Regions from separate parts of the Homo sapiens genome. Here region 1 is linked to region 2. A link is an interaction called in ENCODE POLR2A ChIA-PET data of the cell type or tissue named here. Cell type or tissue: OCI-LY7. All regions are shown on one strand. Each heading gives the region's core, and the rest is flanking DNA. Links, peaks and the distances in the headings are about the cores only. Region 1 has its middle 15 kb from the start of CD5L. Region 2 overlaps FCRL1 (Fc receptor like 1).

Region 1 (2,893 bases), core at 394-2,893, 50 kb after region 2:
CCAGCACTATTCACAATAGCAAAGACATAGAATTAACCTAAATGCCCATAAATGGTAGACTGGAGAAAGAAAATGTGGCACATATATACCATGGAATACTATGCAGCCATAAAAAAAGAACGAGATCATGTCCTTTGCAGCAACATGGGTGGAACTGGAGGCTATTATCCTAAGTGAATGAACACAGGAACAGAAAACCACCCCAATGCCACATGTTCTCACTTATAAGTGGGAGCTAAGCACTGAGTACACATGGACACAAAGAAGGGAACAATAGACACTAGGGCCTATTCAAGGATGTAAAGTGGAAGGAGGGTGGGGATTGAAAAAATATTTTTTGAGTACTATGCTTATTACCTGGGCAATGAAATAATCTGTACACCAAACCTCTGGTGACACACAACTTACCTATATAGGAAACCTGCACATGTACCCCTTGAACCTAAAATATAATTTGGAAGAAAAAAACAAAAATGAGATCAAGGTCTTGGTAAGGCCATGCTCTCTCTGAAGCCTCTAAAGGAGGATCCTTTCTTGCCTCCTCTAGCATCTCGCAGCCACAGAAGTTTCTTGGTTTGTAGATGCATGATTCTAATCTCTGCCTCCACCTTCATACAGCATTACCTCTATCATTTGTGTCAAGTTTTCTGTTTTCATAAGGATATCAGTCATATCGAATTAGAGTCTACTCTAATAAACTGACCTTAACTTGATTTCCTTTGCAAAGACTCTATTTCCAAATTAAGTCACATTCACAGGTATTGTGGGTCAGAACTTTAACATATCTTTTTGAAGAGTCATAACAGTGGAGCTCTGGAGACAAACCTGGCTGCACACTGTTTTTCCAGGTTGAATCTAGTAGTGGGGACTCTGCAAGAAAAGGGGTAAGACTGATTCACTCTCAGAAGATTCTCTCTCTTTGCCATACCTGCACGTCTGATCTGAATGTCAGAGGGCAAGCAAATGGTGAACATTGTCTTCTCAGTTAGGTAGCTGAGAATAGCAATGAGATTTACATCCTCCTGCAATTAAACAAAGCAACTGACTACTAGGGAAATCTTGGGGAAATTTCTGCCCAAGGAAACTAAGAAGCTTCATCCCATTAGGGCATGACGACTTGAATTTCAGATGCAAGGGGGAGATAGTGTGTATGTTTTTGTATCAGCTGGTAGCAACAGGGCAGTCCTTTTGCCCCATTTGTACAATATCCCCATGACGAAGGCAATTTTATTACTCTAAAATAAGTGAAACTTACTGAAATGACTAATAGACCTTAACTAGATGACAGAAGGTCAAGGTATAAATGAAAGATCCTTCCACATATTCAGAGTGTTGGAGTAGGAGGGAAACTTAGAAATCAACTAGCCCAGGAGTTTTCCTTCTGTAAGAAGAATGACCAGTTTCAGACCTGAATGAAGGAAAATGTTGTTGATACTGGGGACGATGTGTGGTAGAAGAGGAGAGAGAGAAAAATTAGTAGAGATTTTTGAGGCAAAGAGCCTTCCTCATGGTTCATTCATGACTATCCTTCCCTGCTTTGAAGGGGGCCTGATGGCAGCTTCTAGTCTGTGAATCATTCAGTAAGGACTCAATCTAATTCAGTTTCTTTCTCTTCAAATGGAAACTGAAGGCAAGAAAGATGCAATGACTTGGCAGGTGTCACACAGCGGGGTAGTGTCAGAGTTGCCTCTGGAACCCTGGATCCTGATTCTTTCTAGCTCATTGTGGTATCTTTCACCCACACCTTGTGACATAACACAAATCTGTAAGTGAGTCTTCCCAGCTTTTCATTAACTTCCCAATGTAATGAGAAGATTTTGATATAGTGGCTATGGGCACTGGATCAGGGAGCATTAATGTAGATTTCTGGAATCACGACCACCAATATCCACTTTGACTATCTTCCCTGTGTGTATTACAGCCTTCTTTTTGCACTGCTTTCTATAAGGACATTATATCAAGTGTTAATAGCTATTATATTGACATATTGCTTTACTGTGTGACCTTGAACAAATTAGATAATCTCTTTGGACCCCAGTTTTCTTTCTTGAACATTGACAAGTAATGTAACTGGTATATTAAACAAGCAAAACTCGTGCAACTTCTCTCTGCTAAGGTATGTTCACTTCTTTCCAAAAGTTGGCTCTCTCACATGGGTAACCTATATGTGTTCATGGAACACAAATTAAGCATTCTTTATTCCAATAAACTCTAGGAGAGCAAGGCCTAGAGGGTTGAATCATCTTAATAGCTTTATTCAGCCTTTATTCATGATTTAAAACAAAATAAAACAAAAAAACTCTCAATAAACTAAAAATGAAAGAAATTTTTTAAGTTGAGAAAGGATAATGATGAAGAACCTATAGTTATCACACTAAGATTAGGAAAGAATCAATAAATTCTATTCTCACTGCCTGTATTCTACATTGTGTTATCTGCCCTTGCCAGTGCAACGTGAAAAGACAAAAATTATAAAAGTCATAAAAATTGGAAAAATAAAGAGGTAAAACTGCCATTATTTGAAGACAACTTAGTTATGTTGATAGAAAATATATGACATTTATCAAAAAAACCTATCAGAAATAATAATTTATCAAAATTGGAGGATTTGAGGGCAAAATACAAAGTCAATTTCCTTTTAATAGGTTAGGAGCAAAGAAATGGGAAATAACATTTCAAAACAACACCATTTACAATAGCATCAACATATATTAAGTACCTAGGAAATGATCTAATGAAATATGTACAAAACTGCTGCACTGACAATGTCAAAGCATCACTGAGAGAAATTTAAAACCTAAATAAATGGGGAGTTATACCTTATTTGTAGATAGGCATATTCAAAAATGTTAGGAATCTATTCTCCCTAAATTGATCTATAGATTTAGTGCAA
Region 2 (2,919 bases), core at 151-2,650:
CAACTTGCAGCAGCCCATAAAAATGTCACAACCCCTAATAGCTATGGGCTGTGTGGGCATTTGTTTATCCAACCCTCAGAGCCTCTGCCCCTTGAAAAATATTATACTTTCCCTAAGACAAAACTTTATTCTTTCCTTACCAGATGAAAATGACAATTGCTTTGGATTACTAAAGGGTGAATTACTAGGAATTCAGCTTTTCGGCTGAAATGTGTTTTTTTGTTTTTGGAAACTTTTAAACATCAGTTCCATCCATAGTACCAGAATATTTGCTTTGTCCTGAGGCATGGAATATCTTAGAGTCACTGTCTTTCCTTGGAAAACTGTGGTCCCCAGAAGACTGACCAGTAGCACAGCTCTTGGAGCTAGGCAGGGCAATAAATAAAAAGGCATTTAGGCCAGGTGTGGTGGCTCACGGCTGTGATCCCAATACTTTGGGAGGCCGAGCCTGGTGGATCACCTGAGGTCAGGAGTTCAAAACCAGCCTGGCCAACACGGCAAAACTTCTCTCTACTAAAAACACAAAAATTAGCCAGGCGTGGTGGCATGAGTTTGTAGTCCCCAGCTACTCCAGAGGCTGAGGCAGGAGAATAACTTGAACCCAGGAGGCAGAGGTAGCAGTGAGCTGAGATCACACCACTGCACTCCAGCCTGGGCAACAGAGTGAGACTCTGTCTCAAAAAAGAAAGGCATTTAGCATTTGGGCATCTGTAACCCACTATTCTCAATGGGGCTAGGGTGGTAATGAAGTGGGAAACTGGACAGGGTGGATTGCAAGGGTCTGGAGCTCAGTCTTACAGCTCAGAGCTTGTTTCAGATAATTCTTAGATAGCAGAGACTATCTGGAAAATACCTGGTGACAGAAACTTGGTTTCTTCATCTTTGATATGGCTTTGGATTTCTGCTTAGGCTGAGATTGGGCACTTGGGTTTAGGGGTAAAGATGAGACCAGACACAAGGCATGCATGGTGTTAACACAAGTCATCAGTTATACTTGGACAAACATTAGATAAGGAACCTAGAAGGCTAGATTGACCCTGAATCTCTCTGAATCTTTCTGGTCACAGGAATTCCTAGGGAACTTGGGAACTTGTGTTCCCTACTTGCACTTGCAGCCGATGTTCTTGAGGTGGCAGGACAATCTCTTTTAACTCTGTGGCTAGTATTTTCTGCACAAGATAGCAATTTTTACATTTTATCATTGAGCTTGATCTAGTGAAGAGTCCTTCGTGGGGAAAGGGATTGCTTACTCTCCTTCTTTGGTAAAGGTAAGACTTTGAATCAGGACCAGTGCAATGAAGTAAGTTTGCATAAACCAGAGTCCGAAAGAGAAAATGAGCTGGGGTAACAGGTGTGGCTGCAGAGGAGAGCTAAAAATAGGAAGGAGGCAGCAGTACTACTTCATTCCACACATGTCTGGAGGATTCTCTCTAATGTTCTCCGTGGATGTGTGATTTTGGCATTTCCTTCATCACCCATGGTGACACACCCAGCTGAGAAGCACAACTGGGAATTGGAGCTCCTGAGGCTGGGAGGACAGAGATGCTTCTAGCATGAATCTTCAGCACCCTTTGCCTTCCTTGTGCAAACAGTGTCTCCCTCCCTGTGCTGGGACTTCCCGGAAGTAAGACTGTGTTCTTGAGAAGGTCAGAGCAAGACCTGTTCACCCCACTGAGCAGACACGTGTCAGGTGCAGAGACTGATGTGAAGACAGAGCAGCCCAGGCCCAAGGGAGCCACTGATGTTTGTACACCTCAGCAGCTGTCACCCTGATATGTTTTGGGCAGGAAGGGGCTGCTAAGACAGCAATCTGCAGGCCTCCTGTGCTGACCTAAGTAACAAAATACCCACAGACCTTGAAGAAGAAAAGGAAGTGCAACTCACCGGCAGGTTCACAGAGTGGAGCTGGGAGAGAATTCAGCAGAGATCAGTACAGAGCAGCAAATCCCACAAATCTCCAAAGTTTAAATCCTTTGAGAGCTTCCCCAACACCACACCCTCCATCCCCTGGACCCTCCCTGCATCTCTCTCTTCCTCCCTCTTTCCCTCTTTCTCTCTTCTCCCCTTCCTTCTTTCATCTTCTCTTCCTCCCTCCTTATCTTACCCCTGCTTCTTTTCTTCTTTCTCTCTGCTCCTTTTCCCATATTCTGCATCACCCACAGAGCACCTGCCCACAGAACAACACATCGTTCTTTTTTATGATCACAAAGTAATTGCCAATGACTTGTGTTGTCTGTGACTAGGAGGTGGCATCTTTGCTAACTACTTAGCAGCTCCTTCTTCAAGCTCCTCATTCCCATTCCCACCGCCTCCTTTCAAAAGTCTTGAGGATCCAGCTTTGGATTGACTCTCTCAAGGGAACAACAGAGTCAGGCAAGGAGAGTGCACAGCCTCATACTCAAGGCATAGAGACCCTTTGTTTACCAATTTCAGATCAGAGGAGGCTTAGGTCCAGAAAAGGAATTCAAATTTCTCCAAAAATTCTCTTCTATCCCAAGGACTTGACCATAATATTATGGCTCAATGATCAAGAAAAAATAATTCTGGGGAAAATGGAGGCTTTGTAGCTGGATGACACAGATTTGAGTACTGGCTCTTCCTCTTACAAGCTGTGTGACTGTGGGAGAAATGTTTCACCTCTCTGTGCTTTAGTTTCCTTGTCGGTAAAGTGTAGATAATTGTGGTACCTACCTCACAGAGTTTTTGTGAAGATTAAGGAGCTTAGACTAGTGCCTGGAATTTACTTATTCAGTAAATATTGTGTCATTACTATTATTTATTTTAGCCAAGCTTGGTTTGAGATACTTACTTTTTCTTAGGTTAAATGTTTACTTGAATAATTAGTTCCTTAGGTAGGAGAAAAGTGTCAATAGGAGAGAGCATAAAATCATATTCCATACACTTGTCCATACAGCAAAT

The links. Peaks named below come from ENCODE experiments on the same cell type or tissue, not always from the same donor. Only the 100,000 strongest peaks of a DNase experiment are listed, where the experiment ranks them.
Region 1: POLR2A ChIA-PET joins it to region 2 with 5 read pairs; 2 of 35 experiments call an interaction of 5 or more read pairs at or near these places.

Annotation. Positions count from the first base shown.
Region 1 is chr1:157,855,145-157,858,037 of GRCh38, forward strand. No RefSeq gene overlaps it. Among named protein-coding and RNA genes, the nearest start is that of CD5L, 15 kb to the left of the region's middle. In OCI-LY7, for the core only: no CTCF peak of the experiment used is centred there; no DNase peak of the experiment used is centred there.
Region 2 is chr1:157,805,218-157,808,136 of GRCh38, forward strand. It overlaps FCRL1 (Fc receptor like 1), which reads right to left. Exons shown (of 11, transcript NM_052938.5): 2 at 1,885-1,905. Among named protein-coding and RNA genes, the nearest start is that of FCRL1, 13 kb to the right of the region's middle. RefSeq lists enhancers at 1,353-1,412, 1,443-1,492. In OCI-LY7, for the core only: no CTCF peak of the experiment used is centred there; DNase peaks (open chromatin) are centred at 934, 1,354, 1,704 and 2,217; H3K4me3 peaks cover 2,352 bases; H3K27ac peaks cover 2,500 bases.